Linked DNA regions of Homo sapiens: all the other regions are linked to region 1. The links are chromatin contacts, found by Hi-C or POLR2A ChIA-PET in ENCODE. All regions are on one chromosome and are shown on one strand. Each heading gives the region's core, a stretch centred on a gene start or an enhancer-like site at or near the end of the contact. The rest is flanking DNA. Distances are from core to core; before and after follow the strand shown. Region 1 overlaps WDR25 (WD repeat domain 25). Region 2 has its middle 21 kb from the start of LINC00523. Region 3 overlaps MEG3 (maternally expressed 3).

What was found. A loop is a pair of places that touch in the nucleus more often than their neighbours do. ChIA-PET counts read pairs that join two places held with the same protein, here RNA polymerase II (POLR2A). Pooled maps may share reads with other maps.
Region 2: POLR2A ChIA-PET joins it to region 1 with 11 read pairs in SK-N-SH. The contact joins two enhancer-like sites. POLR2A ChIA-PET finds 5 or more read pairs at or near these places in 2 of 52 experiments (BJ and SK-N-SH).
Region 3: a loop to region 1 is called in a map of IMR-90, with 2.6 times the contacts of the local background. The contact joins two enhancer-like sites. A Hi-C loop is called at or near these places in 1 of 168 maps with a recorded cell type or tissue (IMR-90) and 2 of 50 pooled maps.

The regions. Positions count from the first base shown.
Region 1 is chr14:100,388,881-100,392,452 of GRCh38, reverse strand. All of the region lies in intron 2 of WDR25 (WD repeat domain 25), which reads right to left. Among named protein-coding and RNA genes, the nearest start is that of WDR25, 14 kb to the right of the region's middle. Within about 2 kb of position 1,900, at least 13 of the 41 ENCODE cell types and tissues checked have a DNase peak (open chromatin) inside an H3K27ac peak, as active enhancers do.
Region 2 is chr14:100,676,378-100,679,912 of GRCh38, reverse strand. No RefSeq gene overlaps it. Among named protein-coding and RNA genes, the nearest start is that of LINC00523, 21 kb to the right of the region's middle. RefSeq lists an enhancer at 1-577. Within about 2 kb of position 1,797, at least 21 of the 41 ENCODE cell types and tissues checked have a DNase peak (open chromatin) inside an H3K27ac peak, as active enhancers do.
Region 3 is chr14:100,837,539-100,841,236 of GRCh38, reverse strand. All of the region lies in intron 8 of MEG3 (maternally expressed 3), which reads right to left. Among named protein-coding and RNA genes, the nearest start is that of MIR770, 13 kb to the left of the region's middle. RefSeq lists enhancers at 398-1,157, 1,158-1,919. Within about 2 kb of position 1,441, at least 2 of the 41 ENCODE cell types and tissues checked have a DNase peak (open chromatin) inside an H3K27ac peak, as active enhancers do.

The DNA.
Region 1 (3,572 bases), core at 651-3,150:
GAGGAGAAGGGGCAAGAGGGTGACAGAGGCTTGGACCCCTGGGATCACGTTTTCATCACACAGTTTGGAGAGCTAACCAAGCAGAAGAAGACAGAGACGTGGCTGGAAAAGAACCCACTCACTTATCCCAGAACTAGGATGTGCTGACGTTTTTACCAACACAATAGTGAGATTCCCCAAAATGTAATTACAGATGTAAAGAAAACTGTGGTCCTCAATTACACTGTCTAAAATGACTGAGGACCCCAAAGAGCTGTTGTTTTTTCGGATTATAGCTATGGGTACTTCGCGTATTAGAAGTGAAAACTGAGGACATTTTAAAATATTTATTAATTTATGTAAAAGTAACAGTAACAAACCCCCCACATGTTAACAGAAATAGCACATTCTTATAAAAATAACTCTATTTTCCAAGACCAAGAAAAATTAGTAAGAAGGCATTGTTTACATTTTTGCAGATCTCATTAATGTCTGGCTTAATACAAGACAGCTGGGTTCTCAAAGCTGCGTCTGTATTTAATCCACTGCAAAAGCACACGCCTCATAGCCTCTGGAAAACTCCATGTACACTCAGGAGAGAAGGAGAATGGAAAAGGCAAATAACTCCTAGGTATTATTATGAAAATAGTTTTGACCCCCTGAAAGGGTCTTGAGGCCCCCCAGGGATTTGGAGACCACACTAAAAACCAAAGCAATAAATTACAGCATTAAAAACTGCTACTGCAGTATGTGGAGGGAAAGAAGGGTTTAAATTAGATGTATAGTTGGAGCTCAACTATGTTGAATCTTTTTTTTTTTTTAAGGCTGGATGAAAATATACCAAAAAGTCTGCAGTCATTGCCTCTGGGTGGAGAGAAAATGGGCAATTTGTTTCTTCTTTATACCTTTCTGTTCTTTCCAGATTGCATTTCTTTTATGGTCAAAAACAACATTTCTTTTTTGAGGAAAGGTTGAGGAAGCTGTGGCGTACCCATGCCCTGCGGAATAAGCCGGATGGGAAGAAGGTCATTTTAAATCATGAATAGCCAGCGTCAGTGTGGGGGAGCATCACGAAGCTGGCTGCCGGGGACCGCGGCGCTGCTCCTTAATATGCCCATCGATCCCTGGCACCACGCACACATTCATCATGGTGGCGCAGGGCCTGCCTCGGACCCACTGACGAGAATTGAAACTGGCTCAAGCTAATCACTACTAGATGAAGGTCAAATATAGGTGACGATTTATCAGATCTCAGGGTGGGGGAGGACATGCCATGCTCTAGAGCCATGGACAATTACAAAGGGAAAGGGCCAGAGACTTGACAGCGAAAAATGTCAGGTTTTCTCTGTTAAAAAAAAATACATGAAATACCAAAACTCAACATCACACAACACCCTGGGGGGGAAGAGGGTAAAATATGATGAAAGGTCAATATTGTAAGTACGTAAATTGCCCAGATAAGAGAAACGCTAAGACTACAGGAGATGAATGGACAAGAATCAGGATAACAAATGCTTGTTTAGAATGAACGAAGTGCCGGCCCGTTCTAAAAGAGCTGTACGTAAATGAACTCACTTGGTTCTCAAACAAGACACCATTAAATTAGCAGACATTTTCAAAAGGTAATAATTCTGCCGCTGTGGAGGGTGAGAAGACGCAGCCACTTTTACGCATAAATGATGGTGTGTGTCAGACACTGAGCGCTACACAGCCCCCAAAAAGAGCGGCACAGATCTGCACACTGGTGGGAAAAGATGTGCCGGACAGTGAGAAAACCAAGCTGGAGGACAGGATGGAGAGTGCAGTCTGCACACTAAACACAGAGACCTTGACCCTCTTCCCCAGCTCAGATGCCGGAAGGCTGGCAGCAGGCCAAGAGCCCACCCAGAGAAGACACCTCCCTGAGAAGCTGACCAGGCTCAAGGAAATACATAAAAATAATCACAAGTGGGTTCCTATGATGAGCGCCAGCCTGCTGCCTCATAACCCTACATCCGGCCCGCTGCAAACAAAGTCCCTTTGCCCCCACACAAGGGCGTGTGCATGCACACACACACACACACACACACACACACACACACAGCTTTTGGTCAGGTCAGCTTTTTAGGTCCTCCCTCCCTAATTGGAATGAGCAGCAGGAAATCTCTAACATGGAACACAGACACCAAAACAAAAAAAGACCAAAGGAGATAAGAAAGAGACAAACATTTCAGAAAACAGGAAAACTTTCAAAGAACTCAAAGAGCTAAGAAAAGACCTTGTAAATATACAATAAAAAACAATATGCTATATTAAAAAAAGGAACATTCAGAAAATAAGAAACAGCTCTTGGAATGTAAAAACATGACAGAACACTTCCCTGAATATATATTATTCTTCAATTTGAAAGTTTATGACAGCAGAAATACAAATTCAAAAAAAGCATTGAAAGATAGATAAAGTGGAAGAAATTCCCCAGAAAAATAAAACAGAAAGGCCAAGAAATAAAGAGGAGAAACCGAGACGCTCAATCCAGGGACATCCAGGATGCCCAAGCAATCAGAGTTGCAAAGTCAACGACCTTCAGCAGCAGCAGCCCCAGAGGGTGCCGCTCATCTCTGTATGGCCCTCGTTCTATGGGGGGGCCGAGCTCCCCAGTGCCCCAATCCTGGCGAGGAAAGGCAGGCCTGGAACAGCCCCACAAGCCCTGGCAAAGCAGAGTTCTAGGGCCGCTTTGGTTGTAGGTTTCTAAAGCCCTTCTGGTCCTCCCTGCATTTCAGCCAGTATCACAGTATTCCACGTAGAAGATCAAGGTACGCTGTCCTCTGCCAAGTTCAGGAAACTTCAGGAAGCCTGCCAGAGGGGAGGCCAGGTGAAGGCAGGCTTCCAGCTATCCTGGGCTGACACAGTTGGTCTCACTCACATGTACCTTCTGACTGCCCCTCAGGGCTTCTGTCCCCCGGCTTGCTCCACTCCCCCCAGTATATGAGGGGTCCGCATGAGAGCTGTGTTCATCTGGGAGAATAGACAAAAGAAAACACCTGACAAGAAACAGCAGAAGCTAGAAGGAAACCTTAAAAGGTTGGAATGACTTACCTAACCCTTCTCTTAAGAGGAAATAATACTAACAATCTGGGGGAGAAATGACCACCCTATGATTTTAAATGCAGGCTACAAAAACAAAGTACCTACCATATGATTAAAACTAGTTGATATATGTAGGGAAAAAAGACTAGAAGGAAACGCTGCTTGCAAAATGTTCATGGTCATTAGGCTTGAATGAAGGGTCTATGGTTTATCTTTTAATTTCTGCCATTTTCTTGCATTTTTTCCCAAAATTTTACCACTTTTATGATAAAACAAATTAAATCTAAAACAACTCATTTGGACACAGGCCATCACTGGGCATTAGACAAGCACCTTTAAGAGTCTACTGTCTCCGAGTTTTAAAAGCAACAAGAAATAATTTACTAGACTGTCTCGACTCCTAAGTGCGCCAATTTTGCAATCTGCATTTTTCAATTACATTAAAAGCATTTTTCCAAATTGCTCTATCCTTCCCTTAATGACATGGGATGAGAGTGAATGAGGCTTGCTTCTCGAGGACAGAGGCT
Region 2 (3,535 bases), core at 548-3,047, 290 kb before region 1:
AACACCCGGAGTCTGCAGAACGTGCTGGACGCGGTCAGCTGTGTGAGACCTTGGCCCCCAGGCCTCTGGATGCACTGGATTCCCTGGAACAGTTAGCAGGACACAGGGCAAAGGCCTTTCTCCTTCTGTCGGTAATCAAGACCATCTGAGGACCCACGGGGCGCTCACGTTCTACCTTCCCTGGCTTGGCTGAGGGTTGAGAGGGCCTCGGGAAGGGTGGAGGGAGGAGGGAGAATGGACATAGGCCCATCTTTCGGCCTAGATGGAGGAACCGTGTGCTGGCTGGGCAGGCTGCTGGCAGAGGTCAGGAGGGCTCTTCCCTGAGCCCTGCCATCCATGAACTGTGTAACTTTGATCCAGGCCTTGTCCCTCTGGGCCTCAGTTTCCCCAAGCTGGATGTGTCGTCCCCCTGCTTCATTCACAATTACCACCAGAAGGACCAACACCACCCTGCAAGACTCAATGGGGTGATGGATCAATCAGAAAAAAAAACAACAAAAAAAAACACAGATCGCCTAGGGCTTAATTAACAGGAGCATGGTATTCATAGCTGGGGAGGTGAGAGTCGGCTGCAGACTGTACCTAGGCACTAACACTCAGTTCTGGGAGAAAATGACAACTGATGCCTGTTCAGGAGAGGGCACTGCGGTGGGTCTTGCAAGGAACAGATAGGAGAAGCCCTGAGACTTGGTTTGGAGGAAAGAGGCCCAGAAGGTCATGACTGCCACCTCCAGATGCGCTGTGGCCCCGGAGCAGTACTAGAAAGCCCTTTCCTAGCTATGAGACCTCCTCCACAAAGGAATGCACGTTCAATGAGGTAGTGAGCTCTCTAGTCCCGGAGGTAAGCAAGTCTCTGGGTGGCATCTGGGACCTTGTGGATGCCCCAGCAGCCTGGCTGGGCTTACCCTGAGGGGCTAAAGGGAGTGGTTGGGCCCTTCGGCCCCGTGGTTCATGAAGCCTGTAGTGTTCCTCTTGGGGAAGGGGCCACTGATGTTTCCCAGCCATGGAAGTGCCTGGTAGACCTCACAGATGCTTTGATGGTCCAAACAGGTGCCTCTGAATGCCACATCTTTGGGCTCCAGGCTGAGAATGCAGGGGAGGGGACTTCTTGCCCCCTGTCCAGGCCTCAGATCCCTCCTGGCTTTCCTGCTCCAGCCCAGCAGCTCACCAGACCCAGCGTCACCAACATAGCGTGGCTCTTAAGACCTTGCCGGCCACCTCCCCACAGCATTCCTGCCTCCACCCTCCTCCAGATGCTGTGCTTTGCTGGCACAGGGCCCACTGTCCATGCTCCCTCTACCCACCCCCCTTCCCGAGGAGCCCGAGCTCTCCCAGCACCCTTCAAGCCACCCCTGGGTCCCTCGGCATGAGCCTTGCCCAGCCGCTGTTTCCTGGCCTGGGGGTATGGGTTTGCCCAGCTGTGGCTGCCACCTCCAGGACCCCATGGATGGGCAGGAGGATCCATCCACCCAGAAGGCTGCATCTCCCTCCTCAGGGCCACACAAGGAAGTTAGGGCGGAGCAGACCGGGGCCTCTCTGGCTGGGGCCCTGGGCCCCCAGCTCAGCGTCCCCTGCTCCCCTGGCCCCCACCCCTGCCCAGCTGCCGGGGGCCTAATCCAGGCCTGTGGGAAGAGGCCCTGGGTGGAGGCGGACGTGATAAGGAAGCCGCTGGGATGCCTGGATGCTGCAGATGTGGCTCTGGGCTCCTGCCTCAGGCGGATTTGACGAACTTGCTAAACTGCAATTCTCCATGGCTTAGGGGAGCTGGGCCCGGGCCAGCGCATGCATTATCCTCAGCAGCTGCGGGCTGTGGCGAGCCAAGGGGCGGAGGCCTGGCCAGGCAGAGGCTCCGAGGCCAGCCAGGCCTCCTAACCCTCCACCCTGGGACCCAGCGAGTTTGCGGGGGGCCATTCCCAGAGGTGCCGAAAGGGGCTCACAGATGCCAGTACCATGAAGGCCCAACTAACAAAGGATTTCCAACCAGAAAATATATTTCCCAGGATTCTGTAGACCAGAGTGGGGTGAAAGACAGCTTTGTGCTAGAGGCATGCGGCCAATGAGTGGGTACTGGAAGTTGGACCCCGCTGTCTCCACTGGGGGCTGCACCCGCCGTGCTCTGGGCTGGGCCGCTTACAGGCACTTCCTCCAGGCTAGGCATGACCTTGACATTGCCTGGAGTTTCCGGTTCTGGGGGAAGGAAGGGGCCTCTCAAACGGCCAGGCCAGGCAGAAGCACAGGCTTGGGCTTCTGTGTCAGGGAGGTGGGAGCTGTGCTGCTGCGCTCCCCGGGGCACCCAGCACCAGCAGCATGCCCGGTGGAAGGAGTATGGGCTTCACAACTTCCAAGCCCTCCGGGGCAGGTTCCAGGTGGACACCACAGCTGTCAGCCTGGGTTGCCCCCTGGCGTGAGGCTCACAGGTTCTGTGGATGTCATCAGACTGGCAGAGTTAGTGCTCCTCAAGAAATGGAGGCTGTCACCTCACCCAGTGGGGCGGCAAGAGCTCCAGGAAGCCACCATGTGGATAAGGGTGGGCGCAGAGCAGGCTTGAGGAGGGAGGCTGGGCTGGGTCTTCACCCTAGCGTCTGTTTTGACACTGGAGCCTCGAGCGGAATTCTGTACTCTAGACAATAAATTTCCACACACATAAGCAGAGAGCAGCGTTTCTGCTTCCAGCTGCCTCGTCTCCTAGAATAGCTCTTTTTTTTTTTTTTAAGAGGGAGTTTCACTCTTGTTGCCCAGGCTGAAGTGCAGTGGCGCGATCTTGGCTTACCTCAACCTCCACCTCCTGGGTTCAAGCGATTCTCCTGCCTCAGCCTCCCGAGTAGCTGGGATTACAGGCACCTGCCCCCATGCCCAGCTACTTTTGTATTTTTAGTAGAGACAGGGTTTCTCCATGTTAGTCAGGCTGGTCTCCGACTCCCGACCTCAGGTGATCCACCCGCCTCAGCCTCCCAAAGTGCTGGGATTACAGGCATGAGCCACCGCACCCAGCCAAATAGCTGTCTTTTAATTACACAGAAAGATCACCAGGAAAAAAGGGAAGAAAACAAGCCAGAGTCACTAGAAACTCATCTCCATGCCTAGAACCTCACAACAAAGTAGCTGAGAGGCCAGGCAGGTCCAGGCGGGCGCTCCAGCCAGGCAGGAGCTTGAGGGGCGGGGTGTGGGGGCCACAGTCACGGTACCTCCACCCGCAGGGTGGGTTGATAGATTGTGGGGACTGTGAGCACCTTCCTTCCATATGGCTGAGCACCCATATGGGACTTGGCACTGGGAACAGCAAGCCAGCAGCTCCAGCACCCTGTAAAGTCCAGGGGAGGGGGGCACATTTGAACCCATTAATCACACAAATTTTGCATCGCAGTGTGAGATGCAGGTGAGTGCTGCAGGCCTGGAGTAGGGGAGTGTCTCCGTCAGAGAAACCATGGAAGGCTTCCCAGAGGAAGCAGCGCTGGAGCTTTGAGGAAAAGTGGGGAGTAACCAGGGAGCCTCTTCAGAGTCCAAGTCACTCTTCAGAATGACCCGGGCGCAAAAG
Region 3 (3,698 bases), core at 192-2,691, 450 kb before region 1:
AAAGTCAGTGACCAGCCAAGACTGAGACCTGTGCCCCCCTCCTGTCACGGCAGGGACTTTGTCCCTGGTGCCTCTGGAGTGGCCCTACCCTTACGGCAGTCTGGGGCAGTGGTGGTGCAAACAGCTTCGCTCTAACCTGAAGCGTCCCCTCTCTCGCAGCTGCCCACCATCCCTGCGGGCCACCATGACCCCCTCCTCTCCTGGCTAACTGTGAAACAACAGCCCTGTGGATTTCTGAGCCCCCTACCGCCAACTTCCTGAGTAGGGAATCACTCTATGTCCACTGCCAGGAAGGCCCAGAGAAAGGGCTGGGGTGGCAGAAGGAGCAGCCCAGCTGTGAGCGCGGAGGCCGGCGCAGACATGCGGTCAGCCTTTGGCCCCCGACTGTCCTCCTTCCCCAACTTTCCATCCTGGACCTCTCTCCCCGCAGCCCCATTCTGTCTCTTTGGCTATATTTCAGGCATCAGGCCCAGGTTGATCAAATTTTTGTTTACAGGCTCAATCACTCTGATTCCCCTTTGCTAAGAAACTTTCAAAATCAAGCCCTAGAATCTAAGAGCGTGAGCATCCCAGGGTCGCGCGAACCCAGTGGCTGGTTAAGTGCGTCATTGTGCAGCCTTGGAGCTCCCGACACACACACAAGGGCAAGGGGCCCCACACAACCCCTGGGAGGGAACACACACACACTCCGTTTCAGGGGAAGGTAATTGACGTTTTCTTCTTTTCATCTGGAAAAAAAGGCACCTTCCATTGAAAGGGCGCATTCACAGAACCTGGGAAAACTCATCTGCGCTCAGCCCTCCCAATTATCCCCAGGTGGCTGTTCCCCACGGGGGGCTCCCCCACATTCCTCTCGGCCTGAGCCTTTGTTTCCATCTGAAACAGCCCTGGGAGCTCCCAGGCTAAGAGTCTCCTCCTTAAGCCCCTGCCAAAGACCCTATTCACTGCTCAGAGTCGAGGCAAGCCGAAGGTGGTGGGCAGCCTTCCTTTCTCCCAGGATAGGGGACTTAAGAACTCTCCATCTGGATTTATTTTTAAGCTCAAAGAAATTGGAGAGCAGTTAAGAAAGTCATGGCTACACCCTTCACCACCATCCTCTCCCTTAATGAACTCCTCTCTCACACACAGTCCCTCATGTTGGGAGGCCCACGGCGGCCCCAGTGACCCAGCACCTGCTCTGTACACGGGCCGCCCACGATCGCCAAGGGCTCAGGGGTGACGCGAGCTGAGAGGACAGACAGAGATATGTCCCAAGTCCTCATCACAGTTTATCCTGAGTAAAGTGACCAGTTTTCCATGGTGAGGATCAGGGCCCAGGCCCTGGCCTCAGGACCTGACTCAAACCCAGAAGGCCCTAGAATTCCAGACCTACGGGCCTCTCAGGCACCGCAGAGCTCGTCTTGGCAAAGATAAGGGGTCTCTCCATGTCTGCTGGATCCGGCTGGAGCTGGAACCCCTCTTCTGGCAGAGTGCCCTCCTGCTGCAGTGTCTGCAGGGCTCCTGGGACAGGAGGTGGGAGGGGAGGGTCTGCACGCCCTCATCAGCCCCGAGGGCCCCCCACACTCCCACCTTTCCTGGCTCTGAAACACTGACCCAATCCATGCCAAGGAGGCAAGCCTGTTCTGTGGCTCCCCTTTCCTTAGACTCCCCCAAGAACCTGTGGGCAGCCCAGGTGTGGGACTGCCCTGTCTGAATGGGGCTCCATACGAGACCCTCTCCTACCCCAGATTCATCCTTCCCCTTTCCAGACCAGGAACCCCACATCTGAGGCCTCGTTTCAAAAGGTACACCTCTTTTCTAGACTCTTCCATCTGCTCAAATCGGGGATGGGAGACGAAGCTAGACCTCCTTATTCCTCCTTTGGAAGAGGGGACAGGGCTCAGAGAAACAGCAGGGAGGGGGAACCAGTCCTTGGGACACTTCACAACTCATTAATTCCAGTCTCCTAAAAAGAAGCCACTCCCAGCGACCCAGGGCTTTTCCACTGCAGCTCACAATGCTGGCTTCCGCATTGTCCACTGCCCTTTAACCCTTTGGGACCTGAATCTGTCTCCCTCCACACCCCCTTCTGTAGGAAGCTCCCTTCCTCTTTGCAAGGAAAAATTCATTAGCAAGTTCATTAAAGATGGGTAGATTTTCCTTTTCATTCTTTTTGGAAGTCAGATTGCTCATAAAAAACACACTTAAGTTATTTTATGTAAATGAATGAATAAGAAACACATGCATCCTGTTGCCCTTAAGTCTTGCCAGGTTTTGACATTATTTGGAGAAATGTACTTGGAAATTCATTTGGGGTTTGAATCACAACTCAGGAGGCATGAGGTCAGGGGCCCTGAAAGCAGCAATGAGCAACTCGCAGGTGAGAGAATGTGGGGGCGAGTGAGCGAATGAGGGGTCATGTTCTTCCTTTCCACGAGCTCAGGCCTGAGCTACCCTCTTGGTTTCCTTTCCCAACCACCCAGGGCGGGCAGGTGCGAGAGGAGAGCCAGTTTCCAGACCAGACCGCCGTCTTTACCCTGACACTTGCACCCACCCAGAAGAGTCCCACTAGAGGCAGCCCCCTAGGAATCAGCACGATGACAAATGGCCAGAGACCCCTCACCGCCCTCCGCTGATGTGACAGGGTCCTCTGTGGCTCACTGCCTAGTCAGTCAGGGTCTCATCTCCACCCGCTATGGCTCAGGCATTGGCCAATCCATCAAAATAGAATTTTCCTGAAAATGATCATGTCTTTCAGCACTTACTAGTGGCCTTTCGGCAGTTCCCGAGAAGATCACCAGCAAGGCTGACGTAGTAAGTCACGTTTCAACTTCTTTCATTGAGAACGTGGCATATTTTACCTATTTTATACCTAATGACACACAAAACCCCAAATATGTGTTTGCCTGAGACCGAAACACTCATGAGTACCTGAAATACAACTCAGTGCAAAGAGGGTTCCATTTCAACCCCTGAGAGCCAGGGGCTGCCAAAGCTTGGTCCTATCTGGGCCTCTCCTGTGTGCCCCTGGCCTTCACTTTGACTTTGTCCCTGGGCTTAGTCCACCTTGGGAAAGTCCTGAGATGTCCGTGAGAAACCAGTCCAAGAGCTGAGGGCATCTGGCTCAGACCAGTTACTCGAATGCATTCTAGTAAGCTTGGGACAGGATCCCCCCAGGACCCCAGCAGCCTGCCCCTGTGCAAACCTCCCCTCCCGGGCCTCTTCTCCACATCACTGTGTTTGCAGGTGGCTCAGCAAATGCTAGCCTTGGAGTAAATGTCACGGGGCAGAGCCTTCCTGGGCCCCCTCCCTGGGTTTAGCCCTGGGCACACACTCCCCTCCCCGTCTCTCCAGGCTCTGGGGCTCTCCAGAGAGCAGAAACAAGCAGACAAAGGCAACAGCCCCAGGTTAGAGCGCCTCTGCCCCCTCTGCCTACGCTGCCAGATTTTGTTTAAAAATAATATCCCCATCCCATTTCAATTTCAGGGGAGAAGTGCAGGGCTGCAGGAGAGCTGTCTCCAAATCCTCTGTTTGATTAAAGAGCATTACGAGGCTGCGTCGGAAACCAGAGACACTCCGGGGGTGGGGGGTGGCGGAGGGCGGAGGCCTGCACAAGGGCTGATGCGTGCACATGGCTGAGGACTAGAGGCTGGGCCCCACCCAGCGTGCAGCTGTGTTCATCCACTTCCTTCTCAGAGACCCCATTCGTGGGCGTCCAG